2 separate regions of the Mus musculus genome follow, and region 2 is linked to region 1. The links are chromatin loops, found by intact Hi-C in ENCODE. Cell type or tissue: left cerebral cortex. All regions are shown on one strand. Each heading gives the region's core, and the rest is flanking DNA. Links, peaks and the distances in the headings are about the cores only. Region 1 holds the start of Gm30991 (a long non-coding RNA gene). Region 2 overlaps Gm30991 (a long non-coding RNA gene).

Evidence for each region. A loop is a pair of places that touch in the nucleus more often than their neighbours do. Peaks named below come from ENCODE experiments on the same cell type or tissue, not always from the same donor. Only the 100,000 strongest peaks of a DNase experiment are listed, where the experiment ranks them.
Region 2: a loop joins it to region 1, with 2.2 times the contacts of the local background. A loop is called at or near these places in 4 of 42 quality-filtered maps.

What each region holds. Positions count from the first base shown.
Region 1 is chr3:85,038,203-85,050,000 of GRCm38, reverse strand. Gm30991 (a long non-coding RNA gene) reads right to left here and starts at 861. Exons shown (of 5, transcript XR_867400.2): 1 at 820-861; 2 at 437-715. In left cerebral cortex, for the core only: no CTCF peak of the experiment used is centred there; DNase peaks (open chromatin) are centred at 5,476, 6,017 and 7,656; H3K27ac peaks cover 3,448 bases.
Region 2 is chr3:85,100,566-85,112,363 of GRCm38, reverse strand. It overlaps Gm30991 (a long non-coding RNA gene), which reads right to left. Exons shown (of 5, transcript XR_867400.2): 5 at 4,468-5,358. Among named protein-coding and RNA genes, the nearest start is that of Gm31096, 16 kb to the left of the region's middle. In left cerebral cortex, for the core only: no CTCF peak of the experiment used is centred there; DNase peaks (open chromatin) are centred at 1,397, 3,808 and 5,221; H3K27ac peaks cover 2,593 bases.

The DNA of each region.
Region 1 (11,798 bases), core at 2,071-10,070:
GCCTGTCCATCATCTGTGTCTCCAGCAGCACCACCCCCACCCTGAGTGGACATACCCAGACTTCCCTTCCACAAGGCAGAGAGCTGCTGTTTGGAAAAAGCCAGAGTCATTCTGCAGTCCCCTGAGCCAGGCCACTGCAGTAAGAATGGCTAACAAGCTTGTAGTCAGTCTGTCTTTAAAACAAACCTGACGTGGGCTTCCCCCCTGCCTAAAATCTGTCGGCAGCCACTACTGTTCCCAAGATAAAAACATCTCCTTAAAAGGAAGATTAGGGGCTCCATCTGTCCCAACTTTCTCATTCGAGACTCCACCCGCTCCTCTCTAACCACTCTGCCCACCCCAGCTTCAGAGGTCCTAACCATTTCTCCTGAGAGTCCATAGTTTGGTTGTAGGTTCTCAGAGCCCAGGACGTTCATTCACAAAATCAGGTACTCACGTTTATGTAAACCTTTGTACTGTGTGTCCCTCCCTCACGCAGAGCTGCCGGAGCCTCGTGTGTGGGGTCCACACGGGACTGGCTCATCTTCACAGCCTCTTCGTTGAACAGGCTGCCTAGAGTGTAGCTGATGCTTTTGTTGACTCAAAAAATGCAATTATCAATTAAAAAGGGACTGTGTCTTCTGAAGCCAAATATGAGTGCTCATGACCCAAGAAGACAATTTAGATTACTCCAGATTCCATGGTCTATCATGATAACAGGCCAGGGAGGGGTTTACTGTAACAAAACAAGAAAGTCGTATTTTTAAAAACCCATTACTAAATACAGTGGCAGAAACATCAGGTAGGTGGCTTACAACAAAGGAGGGAAATCTCATGGACCTTGGATGACGTCTGGGGACATTTTTAGCCTTTTAGCTGGTGGAATACAGGATTCTGTTTCAACGTTCCAAATGATTTACGTAATGAATAGTCACCAAGATGTTAGGTCACATACTGAGCAGGCCAATGAATGGCTATTAATGGAGGCTAAAGACGAGTCCAAGATAATTTGACCCAACGTTTGCAATATCTCCACTTCTACTCAATACTGAAGGTCTCACCAGTCAATCAGCCTTGCAGAAGGCTCAGTGGAAGGTGCGGTTCTTCTTCCCAGGAACTTCTGTTCAGGCTTTATAAGAAGAAAAAAATGCTTAGCTGATAAACTAGATAATGAATAAATGTAAAACTGAAGATTCGGAAATTTTCAATGAAGAACTGGTGAATGAATAAACACAACTGCCATTGGCTCAGGAAGGTCACATGACCCAGGACTCAGCTGCCATTGGTTCAGAAAGGTCATAGGAACCAGGACTCAGCTTGGTCGAGGGATGCACTAGGGAGCATGTGTTCCAGGTGAGCAGTACTTGGCGGCACCACTTTATGTTGTTTCCTGTTATGTCATCCATGCCTACCCGCCCCCATGAGTGACACTGCTAGAAACTCTCCTGGACCCCTACTTCTCCCATTGTGTCTCTTATTTCTAGTACCAGAAAACCCTGTTTACCTCTTTCCAAGACATATTAAATTCTATCAGATACATAAAATCTGATAGAGTTTGTCACCAACAAGCTATCATAAAAGGAACTTTAAAAGATATACTTTGGAGACTGATAACATAGCTCAATTGGTAGAGTGCTTGACTCACATGCACAACACCCTGGGTTTCATCCCCAGCACGAAATAAAACAGGTGTGGCAGTTCACAGCTATAGTCCCAGCTTGTGGGAAGTAGATGCAGGAGGTCAGAAATGTAAGGTCTTTCCTGGTTACCGTTTGAGCCCAGGTTGGACTCTGTTATGGATTGAATGAGAATAGCTCCTATGGGCTAATATATCTGAATATTTGACTCCTGGTTGGTAGACTATTTAATTCTTATTAGGATGTTGGCCTTATTAGAGGAGATGTGCCCTTGAGGGTGGGATTGAGATTTCAAAAGACCATACCAGGCCCACTCTCCTCTACCTCTCTGTCTTTCTGTCTCCTGTCTGCAGTTGATGACGTAAGCTCTCAGCTACAGCTCTAGTGCGCAATACCTTCCTGCCCACAGCCCTGCTTCCCACCATGACAGCTGTATACTAACACTCTGAAACTGTAAGCAAGCCCCAAGTTAGATGTTTCCTTCTGCCACTTGCTTTGGTCATGGTGTCTCTTCACAGCAATAGAACAGTAACTAAGACAGACCTTTTCCCAAAAATTTAAATTAAAAAAAATGTAAAGGATATACTTTGGGGAGGAAGAGAGAATTGTCCCAGAAAGAAAAGTTAATATGATAAAGAAACAAACAACAGCATCAAAAAGAATGAAGTTCTAGGGATAAATTTGATCAAGGAAATGAAGGCCTTTACACTGAAGACTATAAAACATTAATGAGATCAACTGAAGGCATAAACAGGAAGCTATTGCAGATGCTGAGACTGAAAGAAGTAATGCTGTGGTCCCTATCAAAATCCCAATGAAGTTCTGCAAGATAGAAAAAAACAAACAAACAAACAAACAAACAAACAAAAAAAAAAAACAAGCCAAAACCACAAAAGAACTCACGTGAAAGGAGCCCTGGTAGTTGGAAGTGACAGCATGCAGAAAAAGGAAAGCTGAAGGTATCACGATTCTTGGCTTCAAAATATATTACAAAGCTATAGTAATCAAAATTATATGCGACTATCAAAGAAAAATGGACCAGTGGAACCAACTAGAAATTCCAGAAGCAAACAGTTCATACACAGTCAACTAGCTTTCAATAAAGTCACCAAAAATTACAGAGGTAGAGAGCTCTAGTGATTTCATCTGATATATAGCTGTTCTTCATCAGGGTGATATCCACTGTGGCAACTGTATGGACCTGCCTCAAAATTTGTAAAGCATGATTGCCATGGAATCCAGCAACCCCACTACTAAGTGCACGCTGAAAGGAGAGTTGCTGTCTCCCAGGTCCACTCCAGGATTATTCGGTCAATGAACAATCTTACAAAGGATGAATATAGTACAAGCAGAGCTATATTGGCCTGTGTTGTGGGACAAGTGGAATTGTATCACCAGACAAAAACTGGGAAGGTTGAGTGGATTCAGAAACCCCAGTGAATCCTCATAACTGAGAATGGTAGGCGTTTCAACTACTCCTGAGCCAGTCCTGTCCTAGAGCATGTGACCACAACACCCCACATGGGGATCTTGACAGCTAGATAGCATAGAACACAGAGTTCTCCATGCTAATTAAATATCTAGATGGGCCCTGAGGGTTTATCCAATAAGCCTCCCTTCTCAGACATTCCTTCCTGCAAAAGGTATTTGACCTCTGGTCCACTCTGAGTAAGTCGAATTACCCATTTTCCACAATGAACAATGAATAAACAGTTTGGACAAGCAAAGACTATCTCTGTCATCAAGAACTGCCATAGAGGGAAGCCTTCATCATACAGACCCGAGCTGCCTAAGTCTCCATCATACAGAAACTAAGCTGCAGAAGGCTCCTCTGCCCTCTGGACTCAGACACTCAGTTGAGCTAAGCTGGAATCCGTGTGGTTTGGGAACCCCTGCCTCCTCGGCCTCAGCCTGCTCTGCCATCCTTTCTCCCCCGCCTCCCCGGGCTGGGGCCCCCATCTTAGGCTATACTCCACTACTTCTCACCCCCATGGCAATGGTGGTGAGGACAGAATGTACCCCAGCACTGGTTTAGTCTGCCCAAGAGCTTTTCATACACCCAGCAGAGAGGCAGAAAGCAGAACCACACTATGAGTGAGCTTTTATGCCAGGAACACAGCCATTTTCACTACTGCTGTTCTGGAATGGCTGCTTCCAGCCTCCCCCACCCCCACCCCCAGTGAATGGTAGAAAGTTATTCATCCTTGAAAAAGAGGAATGCAAGGGCTGAGGAGGTGTTTCTGTGACTGAAATGATTGCCGTGCAAGCATGACATGAACTCCGATCCCCATAGCTCACTCAGAGCCTGGTGCAGCAGTCAGACACTTATGGACTCTCCATGCTGCTTTGTCAAGATGGCATGTGGAAACAAAAGGATGCTGGAGCCCACAGGCCAGCTACCCTGGCCTGTACAACACAAACAGTAAAAGACCCTGTCAAACAAGGAGCAAGGTAAGGCAAAGCCAACACCTGAGTGGACACCCTCGTTCTACAAACACATATACATTAAGATTGTGTGGGTGTGTATGTGTGTGTGTGTATGTGTGTATATGAAATCCTTGCAACTTGTGAAAATATGAACGAGACTGAAGGGCATAATAACGTTGTGTGATAAAAGCCAGTCTCCACAATACAAACATTACCTGCTTCACACCCATGCAGCGTCTAAAACAATTGAACTCACAGGAACTCATAGAGAAGAGTAGTTATAAGCGCTCTGGAGCTGGGACCCATAAAGCTGTTGGTCACAGGGCACACATTTGTAACCCTCCTGCCTGGTGTTTCTGCCATTGTATTTTAAAACTGTCTTTATGGCCTTCACATTCTCTTACCGTGAACCCTTCATCAGATGCTTACTTGCCATGATAGACCATGGAATTTGAAGTAATCTAAATTGTCTTCCTGGGTCACGGTGCCTCATATTTAGCTTCAGAATAAACTGTCTCTTTGAGTTGGGAATTGTGTTTTTGAATCAACAAACACATCTATATGCCAGGCAACGTGTTAGGTGAGCAGACTGTAAAACCAAACAAACTCTGCATGGACTCCATCCAAGAGGCCATAGCTCCTCTATCGGGGAGCTGATGTTTAAATAATGTTAATATTTAACATGAATGGTAATGTTAATTATTATGATTGTTAGTTTATAATAATCATGACGCATTTCACTGACTGGGGGGAAATAACTTGGATCTTGTATAAACTCGTAAAGAAGCATCAAATATATAAACCAAATCTGGCAGAATTACAAGGGAGGATTGACAACTTGTTTTGTTTTCTTCAGAGTAGTAGAAGGCTTGACATGTTTATGTGAAACTTATACATCAAAGAGATTAAAACTTACAAAGGACACAGAGAATCTGACAGTGCAATGACACCTTGGTATTTTTGCTTCTGTTTTTAGACAGGGCGTCTCTATGTATCCCAGGCTGGCCTGGAACTCACTGTGTACCCCAGATTCCTACCCAAATCTCAAGCATCCCAAGTGCTGAAATTACAGTGTGTGCCCAATTTCCCATTGATCATTGTCAGAGGTGCAGCAACTGTCACCCATGCATAAAGATAGCAGTACAGGAGTCCTTCAAATCAAAGCAGGGAACAGCATCAGTGATGTTTTCTTGTCTTCTTGGAATTTTGCCTCAAATTGGATTTTCTTGTCTCTCTTTTTATGGGAAAGGTTCCTACCACATTCTGTCCACTGGAAAGTGAGATACTGCATAGGGCCAAAAAGATACATATATTTCTAACAGCTATACCAAATAATTTAGAGGAACAAAAATTTCCCTGGAGCCAATTCTAAACAGCACTATAAAACCAAGAGCCTCCAGAATGTCCCCAATGTCCCCAGATTCACAGTGACAGAACCCTATGGTACAATGCAAACTGGCAGGAAGCAGAGTGTGGAGAGCTAAGGAAAGCATGTTCTCTTTGTTGGTGGTGATATCACACACACACACACACACACACACACACAGAGAGAGAGAGAGAGAGAGAGAGAGAGAGAGAGAGAGAGAGAGAGAGAGAGAGAGAGAGAGAACCAAAGGGGTGGGAGTCAGGTCATTCCAGATAGGCTCTGTCTTTAGTACCTGACTGCCCCCAGTCAGCAGTTGGTTTCAGGTAAGTTACATTCTATGTTTCTCACCCCCAGGCTGTCTAACTCCCCCAACCCTGTTTCTTTGCAAAGAAAACTGCTAGTTATTTCTCACTTGCAGGGTTGAGTTTTGAGGACATGGATCAGTAGGTGGATTTTAAATCGGATCTACATCCTGGCACTTCTTTATCCTGAAATATAACAGTTGCTGTCCTTTATTTATTGGACTTCCTGACTATGTAAGACATTTTAATTACAGTGCCATCATAGACTATGTTAGATATGGCTCTTCTTCTGGTTAAAAATAGTGTGTGCAATGCGGCTGGCTTCAGAGATGCTGCATCTGGGCAGATGACACTGTCAGGGGGATGTGAACCAGGGAAAAGAAATACATCTGCTGATCATTGCAACCCACTGTATAACCCTTATAGCTGCACTGCTCAAGTCAAGACAGTAGAGGTGAGTCACACGGTCTCCCTGAGGCTTCGGAAAATGAGCGTGTTTAACCAAGGATTCGCACATAAGGCTGTGCGCCATGCAGAGGCTTCTGCAAACACCTGAATTGCGAAGAAGCTTGAGACTGCAGAAAGCATGAGTTTGAGCAGAAGTCTGGCCTCGGCTTGTTCCAGGAACTGCCTCTCCCCAAAACTGTCCTGTTATTCCTTCACTGCCATTGGTTGGGCTCAGTTCCTAGAGAAACTTATTAGATGACCAACCTTAAAACACTAGCAATTTCCAGAATCTGGAGAGTTCGTGTTCTGCCCATATGTGTGTCTCTTTATAGGCGTGCTTTAGGGCACATTCAAGATGCTTGGATCATGTTCAAACCTGATTGATAAAGCTCTGAAGAGAAAACACTATCTGTCTTTTTCCTTTTGAGATTAAATTAAGAGTGGCCTTTAAAATACCTGCTTTACAGACCAGCACTACCAACTTTGTATTTTCCCTTTTCAATAGTGGATTGCCTTTAGCTAGTCTCTAGTATTAATTCAGATATAAAACCTCTACCCTGGAAGACACCAGGAGGACTACTCTTTAAAACAGCATCCATGACAGATTTCTTTCTAGATTAGGCAAAAAAAAAAAAAAAAAAAAAAAAAGAAAGAAAAAAAAAAGAAAAAAATACTAAATGTTTACTATAAAAATATTGTTGAAAACAGAAAATTAGGAACAATAAATATGCCACCCACAGTCTTTCGATTTCTGTCTTCTTATCTGGGCATTAACAATTAAGATTAAATCATATGTATGCATTTGTGCATATGAAACAGCCTAAAATTTTTCATTGTGTATGGTAGCCATTTTCATACTATTAAATATTGCCTGGTATGCACCTTTTCATAGCTGTATACTACTGCATCACATGAATGCACATTAATGTTTAGGGCAGACCCTAAGTACATGTTAGTCTGCTATAAACGCCCACCATGATGAGCTCCCTCTCCACAAACCCAATAGCAACAGGACCAACCCACAATGGATGAATGAAATGTCTTAAATTATCCATTAGTATAAATCACCAAATTATAATTGCCTTTGTATGAAGAACCAACTTTGCATTCTTGTCTATGTGTATTAATTATTTAATATCCCACTGAGTTCAGTTTTCCAGAACTTCATTTTATTTACAGTGTCTACATCTGTGGATGGGCTGTTCCTAAAGCCCACAGGGAATGCTGCACACAAAATGACTGAGTTCCACATCAAGGAGAGAGCCGACTCAGGGAAGGCGATCTAATCCAATGGCCTTAGATCCTACAGGGAAGCAGTCTCAGTACCACGTGTATTAATACCGTGATTGACGCAGGTCCTCTGAAGAATGCAAAACCAAAGTTATCCGATTGGCATTGGGATTAGGACAACTGTTCCATTATTGTATGTAAACTCCTGCTATAAATAACCTGACAGTATCCATCTGCATGGGATGCAGGGAAGGAGGAAACATGCAAAGTGAAGACCAAAATAGACCTGGGATCCATCTGGTGTACTCTTTCCATGGAGCCCCAAACAGATGGTCCAAATTCCCAAGATATACCTGCCTAATGCCATGGGGGGGGGCAGTATAGAGGGGCTGGGGCAGGATTCCTTTCAGCAAGTGGCCAGTCCAAAGAGAAAAAAAGGAAAAGAAGGAAAGAAAAGAAAATCCAGTCACTAGTTTCTTGAACATCTGACATGTTCCAGACACTGTTCTGGAACCCAAGAATCCAATCATAAAGATGAAAGACAAGTTCATGATCTAGAGGAAGCTATTAATTTCCCTTCCCATTTTGCCAGTTTTTCTTCCTCCCTGACCTCCTAGCTTTTCTCTGACCCCTAGTCACATTGCTCAGACAGAGTGGCCTGCCTTTCCCTGTATTGGGACTTGAGTCAATGTCCTCAAAGGCCCAGTTATTGAAAGTCTGGCCATGTCATTACTGATGTGAGATTTTAGCCTTGACTGTGGTGGTGTCATATTGGATGGAGAACAAGTCTGGTGGTGTGGGACAGTTGCCAGTACTTGCTCATGGATTGTGCCACCTTTGAAACCTGTCGAAGAGTGTGACCCTAGTAGATACTACAGAGTTTTAAGCACTATAGTGACGTGGTCTGTCCTGAACGAAACTTTATACTTGAACACAGACACTGCAAGTGGACGTTAGCGCACATGCTCTGTGGTGTGCAGAAGCCCGGCTGGAGGCTAGCTGGTCAGGACAGCGAGGGTCAGTGGAGCAGCTGTCTGACGGTGGGTTCTGATACGCTAGAGTTACAGACTGAAACATGGGGCAGTCAGCATCAGCAGCCTTAAGGTGGTTGTGACCTTCCTGTGCTTGGGAATCTTAGTGGTTTCCTTTCCTTGTCATGGGTAGTGTGGGAGCCCCGGAGTGAGTGAGGAAGCTAAAACTTGGGGTGAAAGGAAAGCCCCACAGCTTATGTCCTGGTGTCTCCCCATCCGAAGGGCCGAGTCACTCTGGGTACCATGCTCAGGTCTCATGTTTGTGTTTTTAGGAAAAAAAAAATCCTGCTAATAAATAGGGGATCCTTTGCAAAACAAAGAAAAAGAAAAAAGAAAAGAAAGTAGCTGAACTAGTATGGGAGACATCCAGCAGGAGGAAGTTATGTCACTGGGGGTGTGTCCTTGAAGGTCATGTTGGACCCAATTGAGAAGAAGTTAAGTTTTGGGGGGTTCCTTGAGGGGCATGTTGAAGCCCAGGTCCTGCCTCTTTCCTTCTTAGCTTTACTCTACCATGTGGCCCTCACCACAAGGCCCAAAGCAAGTGATCCAACCAGCAGGGAACAGAAACCCCTGAAACCCTGAGCTGAAATAAACTCTTCTTATAAGTTAGTAGGTTCAGACTGTGTGTCACTGACACAAAGCCTTCCTTATAAGTTAGTAGGTTCAGACTGTGTGTCACTGACACAAAGCCTTCCTTATAAGTTAGTAGGTTCAGACTGTGTGTCACTGACACAAAGCCTTCCTGACACACACTTCTTTTTCTAGGCCAGTCTACAACCTGACTGGTCAAATTTCACTAGTCTGCAGGTGTCTTCAGCTTGGTTCTTCATCCATTACACTTACTGGTCAATTTTAGAAGTCACAGCTATGACCTTTTCATCTCTGAACCCCCTGAGCACCTCCAGGGTCCTCAAACCATGTGCAGTGCTCAGCAGCAGCCAGTGAAAGATTTCAGCCTCTCGGAAGAGGCCCATCGTGTCTGGAACACTCTAGAAATTGGCATTGTTTTCTCTCCCAAATCCCTTCCCAGAAGGTTAGAAAATCTAATAAAACGCTCTTTGGGAGGTCTAGGCAAGGATAGAATGTGTCACCTCAGGTGTTAGGTGGGCACTGCAGTATCCAGGCAGTGCATTAAACTCACAAGGGCTCTTTCCTTCTCGTGACTCTCGTTGGCAGGTATGGAGATGTATAAAGACAGACAGATGGAAATATAGAGAAGAGCTAGAAGATAGAGATGGATGGATGATAGAGGAAGTGAAAACTGGCAGGGAACACCATGCATTATGGTGAAGAGATGAAGGATGAGAAAGCAAGACTGATTGTAGCTCAAAGAACCAACGCATGAAGTGATGCCCAGAGGGGGAGGCTTCAGGGGATTCGGCCATTAGCACTCTCCTTAGGTGTTGGCAGGGTTGAAAGGGTTTTGGTTTTGTTCTTGTTTCTTTAATTATTAATTTTATAAACACTTAAAACTTAAAAGAATTGTATTACATTTGTTTATTTATTCTGTATGTTTGTATGTATGCCTGGATGCCACAGTGGATATGTATGGGTCAGAGGGAAACTTGGCTAGAATCACTCTCCCTCCTTCCACCATGGTGGTTCAAGAAATCCAAAGGAGGTCATCAGGCATGGGGGCAAATGTCTTCACCCACTGAGCCATCTCCAAGCCTTTTATTTATTTATTTTTTTAAAAAGCAGGGATTCCTCACTTTTGGTGCTTGTGACAAGAGAGGCTAACGAAGGGTGCATGGTCCATACGTGCTTTTGACTAAGGCAAATGTAGACATATTCCCACATGCACAGAGATTTGAGTCACAGATACAGCAGACAGGTGGCATGGGTCATGCATTTCCACTGAGTTCCAGCTCTGGGTGTGTCTTAAGCATATGCAACAACAACAGTAATGTATTGTAGATGTGTAGGATTCCTGCTGAAATCAAGCAAGTCAGCGCCTTATGGCAGCTGGAAACCTGCGGTTCTCGGAAGAAAGGTTTGGAGAACCGAGACTTGAAAGGCGGAGACGTGCCTATGTTCTGCCCTGCAGGTGCTGTAGTTTTCCAAAGGACACTGGAGTGAAGAAGAAGCCACCACCTGCCCTGTGAGCAGGTAAACAAAGAGAAGACAGAGCAAAGACCTGGTCCAGCATCTCTGGGCTGCATGGCCAGTGTGACTCATGAAGAAACAAGACTGGTAACGGAGAACAAATCTGACTCTGAGTGTGGTCCTAATCCAACACTGCTGTCAGTGCCAAGGATAAAAATCAAAAAGAAAAGTTACCTGCTTCCCAAACTGCAAGAAATAGCTAGTTGTTTGTCTTCTTGTAAAAATGCCAGATATGGGATTGGCTTTTCTGTTTTCACTTTCCATGAAATTCATCTCCAGATATTCAGTGCTGTATAGGGTAGGCTAAAGAGATAGGAAAGTGTGGACTAACAACTGTACTCAACATCCCTCTGGTAATGTTTGCTCCAAAAAAACTCTAGCCAGTCTCTGGATCCATGGAAAGTTCTTCCTTTAGCGGTTGAGTCTCCCTTAATTCCATCTTCCCTGTCCATGGGATTAATAGGCACCATGTGTTGGTATCCAAAGAATAAGGCACCAAATGAGAGATGGGCACAAAACAAGTATTAAATGTGATCCAGTGGCGACATGTACAGAAGACATCAGACTCCATTTCCATCCACACCCTCATGAAAGTGATTTGAATGGCCTTATTGTGGAGCATCACCACAAGTGTCAGTCCCGCTATTTCACCTCAAGATTAACAAGGCTTTCTGAAAGTTGCCTGCACTCACCTGTCAAAATGACAGCTATGGTGGGAAGTCTGTGATGTCAGACCCGGGTCCCTCAGCTCTGCAAAGACTGAAGTCCCGTGTCAGGTCTAAATATATCCTTAAAGAAAATGGCTCAGCTCTTTCTTTGGCAAGGAGCTGTTGGCTGGCTTCTTAATCCACATAGGGGTGTGTATAGATCATAGCGATGCAGTCTTTTCTCACTCTGAGACGAGCCTGCCAGCCGTGTGATTCTGTGAACACAAGCATGAAGGAAGGATCTGATCTATGGCCTGTGGTCTGTTCCACATGACTGTTTGAGTGACTGTCCCGGGAGCTTCAGCGGCTGGGTCTCTGTGGAGAATATAGAGCCAGATGAGGCAGATAGGAATGTGTGGTTTTCCATCAGTTCTCAGCTGATGCAGGTAGCTCCTGCCCATGGAACATATGTCTTATGAGGATAGCAAACGCAGACCCGGAGCTAAGTGTATTCCTTACAGTGTCTCATTCCTCACGAGGTCGTCCAAGGAGGTAGGTGCTTCTATTTCCATTTGTGTAGATGGGAGAAACCTAACCCTGGGTGGGGAAGGGGTGACTACATGCCT
Region 2 (11,798 bases), core at 1,360-9,359, 63 kb before region 1:
CTGATGACTTTCTCCCACCATGGTTGAGTCTTAATGTGTTCCTGAAAATACGACAGACAAAAAAAAATGGGATGAGGAATTCTAACTCCTCTTGCTAATCCATCAAATTATGCTAATGAGTCCAAATCCCTAGCTAATATCTTCAGACCAACTAAAAGCTAAGGAACTGCGTTGTCTCCTCCTATTTTGGCTTCTGCCTGTCTCACGATGCTATTGTCTCAGATTAAGCTTCCTGCCACCCGGGTCTTGCTTACTCAAACAGCCAAGCTCTTCCATTCCTCCTATCCTGTATGGGCCTGGGGTCCTGTGGTTAACCTTACTCCAGGAGCTTCAGTTTGCTCAGTAAAATTGCTTCCTGTTTCAGTTGTGCCCCTGGAAAAACCATGCTGGCTCCTCCTGACCTCAGCCCATGTCTTCCCCATCTGCCCTCTTTCTGCAGTGAGCCCATCAATGTAAGTAAACAGCGGTGGCTTGGGACACAGGTATTCTGAAGCTAAAATGCCAGCATCAGACTTCGTCTAGTCATGCAGGTGAGAAAGTTGTTTAAACATGTATCCTGACACACAGTGGATTTGTAATAAATATTAGAATAAAAACAATAATATAAAAAATGTTTGGTCAAGACAATGAGGAAAGAGGTAGAAACCGTTAGAAATGCTCTTCCCGCTGGAGATTGCCGATTATGACTCCTCACAGGCTCTTTCCACCCTCTGGTTTTTTTTGTTTTTTTGTTTGTTTGTTTGTTTGTTTGTTTTAAATCATTCTTTCCCTCAGCAACAGCATCATGAGAGACTTCATGAAATCTAGACATACAGTTCAGTTGACCTCTGGGGACCCTAGGCCAAAGGAGATCAAAGGAGTAAAAGAAGAAACTGGGACCCACCCATGGTGGTTTGCCTTACAGCCTGTCCTGTTGTCCAGGGAGCTCATCAATTATCCAAACCATAACCTGTAGCAGGACCAGCAAGACCACCTCTATGTAAATACCAGGGCCCAGCACAGCTGCAAAAGCACCTCCTGCAGGAGGACCTAATTGAGGACTGCCTGAGAGACCAAGAATTGCTGGAGCAGACAATGCTGGCCAATCGGCAACTGCTGTTTAGAAGAGATGTTTTCTTGGGACCAATGGGGCAAGAGTGGAAGGTATTAAAGGAGCTTGCGGTGTTTCTCACTTGCTACCATAGTCTGTGTTGTTGACTCCGTGCCACCTCACTTCCAACACCCAAGGGCAAGTAGGGTCAGGCAGTGATAGTTCAGGCAGCAATAACCAATTCCTACCCCAGGTGGACAACCAGCTTCCCTGCCTGTGATTCTAAGAGCAAAATCTGTGAGCTCAACTGCCTCTCTGTTTCTAAAAATAAGCAACTGTGCTCACCAGCGTTTCTTTTTCAGCTCCTCTTCCACTCTCTGAGATTCTTCCAATTTCAACCAGTAATGACTGCAGAATCTCATTTGCAAGTTGCCTGGGTACATAATTCATTCACTGCCGCACTCTGCACCCAACTGTGAGCTCACCCATGATGCCCCTTAAAGACTCCCTGGCCCATTGTCATTTACCAATGCCCGTATTCCTAAATGCTGTTCCATTCCACCGTGATTCTTGTTGGAGCAAACAGACAAAAGTACTTACCACAGGACTCTGACTTCTCCATATAAAGAGTCTACCCATTTGCCATCCACTCAAGCCCCGGTTGGCCTCTCCCTCCCCTAATCTTGCCTAAGACCTGTTCTACTATCTTTTTTGTGTTTTGCACGCTCAGCTTCTTTTATACTTTCATCCTCCTGACACTTCTCTTGTAACCATTCCTGGTCTCATGCTTTTTCTCGGATTTTCTGCAGAGGTCTTTGTAAACTGCGCTCATTAAGTCCATCACAGCTTCTTTAAACCCTTTGCAAATTCCCTCCCAGTCTCTCATCCCTTTAAAGAGCTTTGTACTGACAGGGGGTGATGGCTCCTCCCTGGAGCACATAGTAGCCCTGGGTTCTCTCCAGACTTCCTGATAGTTGCCTTCCTTTATCGCTGGCTTACATCATTTGAAACAAATATGAAGCCCACAGTTGTGATTTTCCATTCCTTTTTGTGTTGGGACAGCAGTACACAACCAAAGCGTTGAGTAGCAAACCGACCACAGCCAGAAAAACCACACAGCTACTTAGGAACTCTGTTTTGCCTGTGTAGAAGAATCTTTTGTGTATAGTAAATTATTGCTATTAAATCTTTGTTAACTCTTATTGAGTGCTGGCTTCTGTGCCAAGCAATCACCTAGGCACATAGCATACATAAGGGGTATCATCTCACTTAGTCCCCCAACACCACTTTCCAGTATGATCTATGATAAATTATATTATGAATTTCCATTTTGTAGATGAGGACATTAAGATGTTTAGGACTAATGCAGTGTTTGCATGAAGACAAAACAATGGCTGGAACATGGGACTGGAACATGGGACTGGAACATGGGTACCCCCTTGACCCAGGTCTTGACCCGCTGTGTCCTGTGGAGGTCATCAATCCATGGTCTTCAATGCCACATACATACTGACGTTAAATATCATCTCTGCTGCCTTCTATGACTTAGGACTTATAAATGTTGTCTTGGATTCTATAAATTCCTTAAATGCTTTCATAGTTCTGCCCAAAACCTCTGCTTTCTGTATCTATCTCTATGATGGTTAATGGTACCATCCTGCAGTTTGATTGTTTGTGTATTTGTGAGCTCCTGAATATCGGGGGTTATCATGTCACCTCTGAGGCTGTTATGGGAAGGAAGGAATATGTGAATGCTGTGTATTTATTTGCATTGGCTTTAGAATGCTGAGGAGACACTTAGCTGGAGGCAACAGCACTTCTTGTTGTCTATGGTACTTGAGACTGAACCCAGGACCTTGCACCTGGCAGGTAATCACTGAATCAACCAAGCTCTATCCCCAGCCCAAGGCACCGGTTTCATTCCAAGGACTGCTTCACTGCAGGACTTCCTTTCCCAGTGGGCTGCCTGGTGGAGAGCCATACAACTCTATTGTGCCTACAGTTCCACATTGGGAGATTGTTTCTGCCTCCTGGTTTGTTTCCTTGTTTGTTTTCCTGCCTCCCGAGCCACCTAGACCTCAGTATCAGTCCTCCAAAGAAGAATGATTTCCTGGAACCTAGAACATGATACACAAAGGCCATGAGCAGAAAAGCACCAGGACTTCCCAGAGGATCCCAGAGCTGTCACTGTGCTTTTGACAGAGGTGTGGTTTCCATTAAGGCTGCCCTTGCATAGTAAAAGGAAGGCTTCAGAGCTACTGAGTTAGGCACCTGAGAAGCACTTTTGAGTAAGATGTAGGTTGATAATCTTTGAATCAGACCTTCTTCTTTAAAATTAAAAATCATTATCAAAACAGCTTTTCAGGAAGTAATCTGAAAGGCCTTGTAAAATGTAAGAAATTAAACAAAATGGGGTCAGTTCAATATGTGGTGTGTGTGTGTGTCTGTGGGGGGGGGGGCGGGGGAAGGTCTGTGTCTGTGTGTCTGTGTGTGTCTGTGTCTGTCTGTCTGTGTGTGTCTCTGTGTGTGTATCTGTCTGTCTGTCTGTCTGTCTGTCTCTCTCTCTCTCTCTCTGTGTGTGTGTGTGTGTGTGTGTGTGTGTGTGTGTGTGTGAACCAAACTGGGTTGTACTTATCAGCAAAACACTGAGTCAGGTGAAGAGCCAGCTGCACCCCAAAGTGGCCACTTCTGAAAGCCAGAGCCTGTCTCTAACTTTAGCATGGCTCCTACCCATCACTCTCCTATGTGTATTTCTGACTTCCCAGCTGTCCGCACCCAGGGATGCCATCGTCTAAGTGTGTGTTTTAGCCCTTACTTAGGCAGTTTTTTAAAGGCCTCCCTGGCCTTCCTTGGTCTGAAGACTCTCGGAAACTTAGGGCTGCAATTTCAGCTCCCTCTGCCTCAGTTTCTGAAATTGACTGTAGGTAGGAGAGGTGGGGGAGGAGGAAGTGATGGTTACATGAGCAATGTACTCTGCACTAGTCATGGCTCCATTCCGTACACCGTCCTTCCTTCCTTCCTTTTTCACTGAGATATTTTGAGGACCAATGAGGTAATGTGCTTCAAGTAGCCAGAAAAACCTTAAAGAGAGAGCTAGTGCCCAGGTCACTGGCCTCACTCCCTCCTCAGCCAGGTCTAGATAATCAACCATTCTCACTCAATGCAATAAAAATTTAATTTCTACCCCACTTAGATCACTTAGTTCCCAGCTAAAAGACACAACACTTTTATATCTATAATAAGCCTTATAAGCACTAGAGCTGGGCAGATATCAACCCTCTATGGCTATTCTCTCTACTTCCCTGTCAATAACCCCAAAATATGATTTCCCATGCTCTGCCTGGGACACTCTTACTCCAACTGGCCAGCCCCCATGATCCCTTACCTCATGGTATTTTCCTCTCTCTTCCCCTCTCTGTCTTCCTGGCCTCTGACTCAGACCCCAAGCCCAGGACCAACTTGATTGGCTGTAGGCATCTTTATTGACCAACTAGGGATAACCTAGGGAGAAAGATTACATAGCATCATTTGGTGAAAGTGAAGATTTCTCCTCACTGGGGGCAACCAGAACTTGGGAGGGTGATCCTTCGCATTACAATACACAGCAACTACCTCATCACTCACCTGCCTGTAGATCAAAGGAGTGACTTTAAAATGTAACACTGCAGCAAGTCACACACACACACACACACACACACACACACACAGCTAGTGACCTACCAGTTCCTTTTGAATCCTCAAAGCAAATAAAGACAGCAAATATACAACAATCCTGGGAAAACCCAACAATTGTATATTTAAAAGTAATAAATCGTAAATAAATAGCAACAGATAACCACTGGGTCTGTTTGTGTGCAGGAGGAGAAGGAGTAGGATTTTAGTAAGGAGTGCTCCTCTGCCCGAGGTGGGTGCCTCTGAAGAGTTTATTTGGAACTGTAGAACATAAAAGGAGAAAAGAGCCCGTTCCTCAACAGCCTCCTAGAGATCAGCTTAATTAACTGATCAATTTGGAGTTGGGGCAGGTTAGAAAAATCCATTCAAGTTTCTCTGAGGAAATTGACAAGTGAGTTTGGTGTAAATGGGGTGTGTGTGGGGGGGGGGGGGAGAGCAGATGTTCCCGAGGGGGCGGGTGCTTGGGAAGCTTCCCTTTCCAGGTCTTTGATTGGTTGGTTTTAAGGACCGCCTCCTCTCCAGCTTCCCAGACTAGCACGTTCTAAACATCTCTCCTGTCGAAATCCTTCCTTTCAGAATCTGCAAACGATTTTTGTCTTCTGTTCGTTTGTGTTATGAATTCAGAGACCGACACCAAGCAGCGCGGGCTGTGGGAACTGGGGAAATAACGTTAGAACCACTTAGATTTCTGCTTTTCATTCTACAAATATTGGGGGTAGACTTTAAATATTAGATGGAACCAATGAAATATGGATAAAGAGATAGTCAGACTGTCTTTATGGAATAGAAATTGCAGACCTTTCCCAAGTCATTCTCCTAATTGTGACTTGAATATTGAGGTGGTCCCCACACCCTGTCTTTATGGCTATATTCACTGCAGGTTCCAGGTAGGTAAAGAAGCGAGCCTGGCAGGCTCTGGCTCCGCCCTAGGGTCCTGACAGCTGGAGAGGGTGTTGTGAGAACTCCATTACAAATAATAAAGAATTGAAACTTATCAATGATTTATTATGCAGCCCTTAAACAGACCATCTCAGCATTCTGGCCATATAAGGATACCCTCTGCTCACACGAATTCCAATTTGATTTTACCTTCTTTTCCTTTCTTTCGGACCAGAGATTCGCGGGGCTGAATTAACTCTGCTTTCTAATGCCACGTGCCTGATAGCTAACAAGCCCTTCTTAAATGTTATTGTGTGCTCGTCCATACCCTGACCTCCACCCCCACCTACCTCCACCACCTTCTCTAACCCCTTCACTTCTCTTCATTCAGATATATGACTACCCTTGAATAATAGATGATACTGCTTTTGCTTTGTGTGTGCGTGCCTAATTGACAACCATTCTCATTATCCTTCTTACTTTTCCATGCTTCCTGTCATGTTCAATATAATTATGGTGGCCAAGAACTCTACCTTCCCCCAGTGGTGTTGCTTGGGATCCTGGCCAGAAACACTTCTGCCTGCAGGGACACAGGCCACTGCACAGGAACCCCTTGTACAAATATGCCCTGTGGCTGCCACCTCTCCCGAAGCCCCCAGAGATTTGTAAAATCTGTCTCTGGAGCAGTTGGATGCTGAAGTGCTGTATAGAGTTTTCCACACACAACAGTGCCAGACTCAGTCTCTCTCTCTCTCTCTCTCTCTCTCTCTCTCTCTCTCTCTCTCTCTCTCTCTCTCTCTCTCTCCACATTCTCCTCTGCACTTGATACTTCCTACAATCTTCCATTTGTATCAGTCTGATGATTTTGAAGTGGATCAAAATGTAACTTCAATGTGCAGTTCTCTGATTACCAGGAAAAGAGTGTCTCTTCATATGCTTATCAGCAGTTGGGTTTCTTCTTCTGTGAACTGCCTCCCCGTTTGCCCTGTTTTCCGGGGAGCTCCCTACCTTTCTCTCCACAGTCCATGGGAGTCCCTGGAAGCCTCCAGTCCTTATTGATTTCAAGCCCAACAAACATCTTCTCTAACTCTGTCTGTCAGGTAGGTTAACTCTTCCGAACTGAAATCTCTAATTTTGACTGTATGTAGCCAGTAATTTTTCTTTTAAAGGTTTCTATTGTTTGGGTCTCAGATAGGAAATTGCTCCAAGCTCCACAGTCACAAAGACTACACCCCTTCTATATGGCTCCTGTCTTTCTCTGTCATACACAGGGTCATTAGTCCATTGGGAATTCAGTTTTGTCCTAATTCAGAGGTAGGAATAAATGGTTTTTTTTTTCCAGAGTGAGTCATTTTGTTCAACACTAATCTGTTCAGCCATGTCAAACCTTTCCACACTACAACGCAACAATTTCATCTACAAAGCTCACACTTGAGAACCACACAATTGAATCTCTCTCTCTCTCTGTCTCTCTCTCTCTCTCTCTCTCTGTCTCTCTCTCTGTTAGTCTCCATCTCCCTCTCCTCTCCCTCCCCCCTCTCCCTCTCACTTGCACACTAAACAACTAATTTAGTGTTTACACAAATGGAAACAAACTTATAAAGCGGTCAATGATGTTAGTTATGATTCACATTATTGTTATAGTGTTATTTCATATCTTCCTATTTATAGTGTTATTTCATATCTTCATATTTATACAGAAAAGTTTCCATAAAGTTATAACCTAAAATCTTAATAATATTTCTCTCTAGAAGACAGGAGTATGGATTTTCCTCCTTCTTTTTGCCGATTTGTGTTTTTTTTTTTCTAAATTTTCCATCCATGAAAATGCATTGATCTCCTAATAAGTAGTAACAAGTTATTTTTTAATTTGTGGGGAGACGATTTTTGGGGTGGGTGTGGAGGTTAGCATCCCTACAATCGAGAGTGACCCACACGTATACTACAGCCTGGAGTATACATAAGCCGTCGGGAGGCACGGGGCAGAGTAGCACTCTGTGCTTTGTGTCTTGGTGAAGGACTCATCTGGGCGCACACAGGATGCAGGCCTGTGAGGGCTCAGGAACAAACACTCACTAGAGTCTTGCAAGGCGCTGGGTAATTTCCCATCCATTAACAACATCTGCAGTCCTGCTGAGCAGGCCAGCGCTGGGGTCATTAGAGACCTGCCTCGAAGACAGATGAGGACCTGGGAGACAGAGAGCATGCTTACCCAGTGGGGTAGCACCCAGAGCCCTGCCAGATAGGACCCTACCCCATCTTGCAGAAGAGAAGAGCCAAACTGACCCCTGGGCAGATTCTGAAACTGCAGTTGTAGGGGCATCAAGGGGCTGGTGTATAAAATGAGCCCGGGTGTGAAGTGGACCACATTAACCTCCTACAGGGGAATGTTTTTAAGTGTCCTGCACTCTGGGGAGTAGGCTCACGGAAAGATCAGGCCAAAGGACTGTGCATTCTACTGCATTGTTACCCAGTGTCACCAGTAGTGGTGACATACTGTGAAGAGGTTTTCGATCACCAGAAATAAGCAGTGCTTGTTAGAAGAGTCCATGGTTCCTCCAGACAAGCAGCCCGTGAGCAGACTTTCTGCCTTTCCTTGACGCTAAACCACATCAGGAAGTTCAGCTCTTTAGTCAGGGTAACTAATATGTCTCATCTCAAGTGTCACTAAGAAGTACAAATGTTAAAATAAAGATTTCCATCTAGATAAGCCTCAGACAAGCTCCTGTCTAGGAGACAACCCCCCTGCACCCCCAAAGGGATCCCACAGAGACTCCCTATAGTGGCTCTGAAGAACTTGCCCTGGTCACCTCCCCTCTTTGACTCATCCATCCAACTATTGCTCAAATGAGAGTCTAGGTAAATTGTGTTCTGAGAACATAAAGAGGGAACAGATGTAAAATGTGAGGGAGAGGCCAAGAGAGCTAGAAGATGAAGCAAGGGGACTGACTGGCCTGGAATGGTGTGACATGGAGACGGGGGAGTGGGCAAGGCTGTGGCACTAATGAAAAAGCTCCCGTTCACTCTCCTAGAAAGCAATCTCTCAAAGGGGAAATTGTCTGATATTAGCAATGTGCTGGTTTTCAAATTGGATGGTAGATGTGCTGGTGTCCATTTTCGCATTAGGCTTTAACACGCCTAATGTGAAGTTCGTTCTTCCTCAGTGTATTGTAGATGGCATAACTTAACAGATAAAATTGTTTGGGTAAAGCGGGATCAGCTCAGGCTTGAGCTCTCTGAACTTGGCCATGTCCTGTCAAAGACGCCCACAAGTGAGTGTATTCAGACACAGGACTATGGAAAGCCTTAGAACTTGGAAGCATCATATAACCAAAGAGTGAGAGCTAAAATCTAGACTGGAGTATTGGATCAGGATTCCTTGTCCTGGCATAATCAGCTGGGTAACTCTCCTTCATAAAACTAGATGTCTCTCTAGAGAAACTGAGTTTAGAAAGGTTACCCATTATTCCAGAAGGCATTCTTAGCTGCATATAAAGTTTGAGGCCAACTTGTACACATGAGACATGTGATATAAAGAAAAGATGAGTGAGGTCAGGGGTGGCAAAGAGGAGGCTGTGGCCTTGCAATACCAGACCTGACAACATGCTAGATCTTATGAGATACCTGGTCCACCAACATTCACACCCTAACTCACGGAGAGACCGGGAGTTTGGTTTCTAGAGAAATGGGCTGGCTGTCTCCTGATACACTAAGGACCTTTATTTTAGGGGGTTCCCCAATGAAGCCAGCAAGCACCTACTTCTTGTCTTTTGGAAAATGAAGTTGACCTTTTCATAAGCCCTGCTTCTCCACCTAGAGTCTCCAGATATCTATCTGATATCCTCATCTTAAATGTAAGCTTAGAGCCAGGAGTCAACAGACACTTAAAGTTCCCAGTAAGAAAGTCATGCACTAGAATAAACAGATGCAGGGGGAAGGAAGGGAATTAGGAACCAGACAAGACAGAAGAAAATCAGACCGATGAGCTACACTTAGTACTGATGAGGACATGGTGCATTGTGAAATAAGAGACTCTACATCCAACAGAAGAACTGGCTTTTCAAAATTTAAAACAAAGCGAACACTTAAACATTCAGTAAGAGGTATTTATTATATGACAAAGTTAAGGCCTCTTCCAAGATATAAATTAAAAACAATGGAAAATTACAGAGGAAAGATAAGGAGATATGACCAATAATGAAGATGTTCAAAATACAAACAACTGATATTTCAAAAGAGCCCCAAAGTCGAGGAGGGAGAGATTATTGAAGAGATCATTTAAATTCCCCAAATTTGTTTATTCTGATGTATGGCCTTCTTGTGGGAAGGGAAAAGGGGAGAAGGAGAGGGGAAGGAAGGAGAGGGGTGGGAAGAGAAGTAGAGGGGAGGGAAGGAGGGGAGGAGAAGAGGAAAGAGAGAGGGAGAGAGGAGGGAGGGAACACCAGGCTGGCAGGGAGGCAGGCCAGCCATCTTGTTTAGGAATTTGGAGGTGACAACTGAAAGTGGGAAAACACCCCAAACACTTGCAAGTGTTCACCTTGAGATGATGAAAATGGAGTATACATGGGGAAAATACAGCAGTTTTTATCATTTGACATATTACTATTTAATATTTAAAATCTATATTTACATTTTATTTCATGTTTTTAAGTTAAAATATCAAGACAAATCTAAAACACCCTCAACTCTAGGCCATGTTTTAACGTTAGGCATAGTTTTCTTTTCTATATCCAGAGTCATGAAGCACATTAGGGAAGATGAGAGAGACAATAAAGAAATAGACAAAAAAAGACGTTACCCAGAGCCCCACAACTCTTTACAACCATCCTAACCATTCTACGCATTTCCTTCCAGTGTCTCCATCACAAGCAAGAAGGTAGATAGGTGTAATTAGCATAATGAACATTATATGTCATCACACAATGTTTGCACCCTGAATTTCTAAGTATTATCTAAGCTTATCTCCCCAGGGTGCTAACCTGTGGGACCTATCTTAGATGAAGGGTCAGGTCCAGCGCGCACACACACACACACACACACACACACACACACACACACACACGAGAAGATTCATTCTGAGAAGTTGGTTCCTGCGTTTTTGGAGAGCTGAAAAGCCCCGTGCTCTACCATCTGCATGCTGGGACCATAGTTGAGCCTGAGATTCTTAGAGCCAGGGATTGGTACATAAACTCAGGTCTGCAGGGAGAACATGCATGGCCTGACCCAAGCAGGGGTCCAGGAAGCTGAAGAGCTAAGAGCTTAGACCGTGCCACCTTCTTCTGCCTTTTTGTTCTTGTAGGGCTCTCTGTAGGTTGGAGGATGTCCATCCACACTACAGAGGGCCGTCCTCTTGGCCTATCTACCGATTTAGACATGATTTTCATGCCTATGCACCCTCACAGATGCACCCAGAATCCAGATAACGAGAAACCTGGCACAGAATGAGCCATCCAGTCTCTTCACTTGCACACTGTTCTTTTACAATGTTTTTGAGACACTCCAAGAGGAGTTCCTGCGCATGTGCTCTTCCCAGCCGCCATGTCTCATCACCCCTCAGCCTTCTGCCTACAGACACTCCCAGGGCTGTCCGGCCCCCAGGCTACACTGAACTTTTTTCTTTCCTGGTAGTTTTCAGTCTAATCGTTTGTCTATTTCTTGGTTTGATTACTATGGTCTGTCTCCCTCAAGAGACTATAGTCTCTGAATGCAGGAAGGGGAGCCGTCCTTCAGCGTATTCTATATCCCAAGGAGGGCAAAGCCTGGCACAGAGGAAGCATCAACAAATGTTTTGGGATGAATGACTGACTGAATGAATGAATGACTACCTCAAAATAGTAAGGCCACTGAGAGAAACCCAGAGTGGAGCTGGAATAGTGGAGAGCTCTTTACAACATGACTTGGGACACCTGCCCTAGTCCAGGCTCTCTGCTAACTAGGTACATGTTGCCTTCCTTACGCCTACCTCTCTACTTTAGAATTAAGAAGGTTAGGGTGCCTCCATCCCTTCTTTCCCCAACAGGCACTATGTATTTGCCAAAGCTTTTTGTTGAGACTTTTAGAGAATAACATTGGTTTCATTCCCCAGGATGATGGATGAATAGAAATTTCCATCAGATACATCCTTTCTCTCCATGCATGCCAATAAGCAATTAGTCTCCACTTTCCTTGCCTCTGCTCTTTCTCTGATGAGAGAGGAAGACTGACTCGTTGTTCAGGT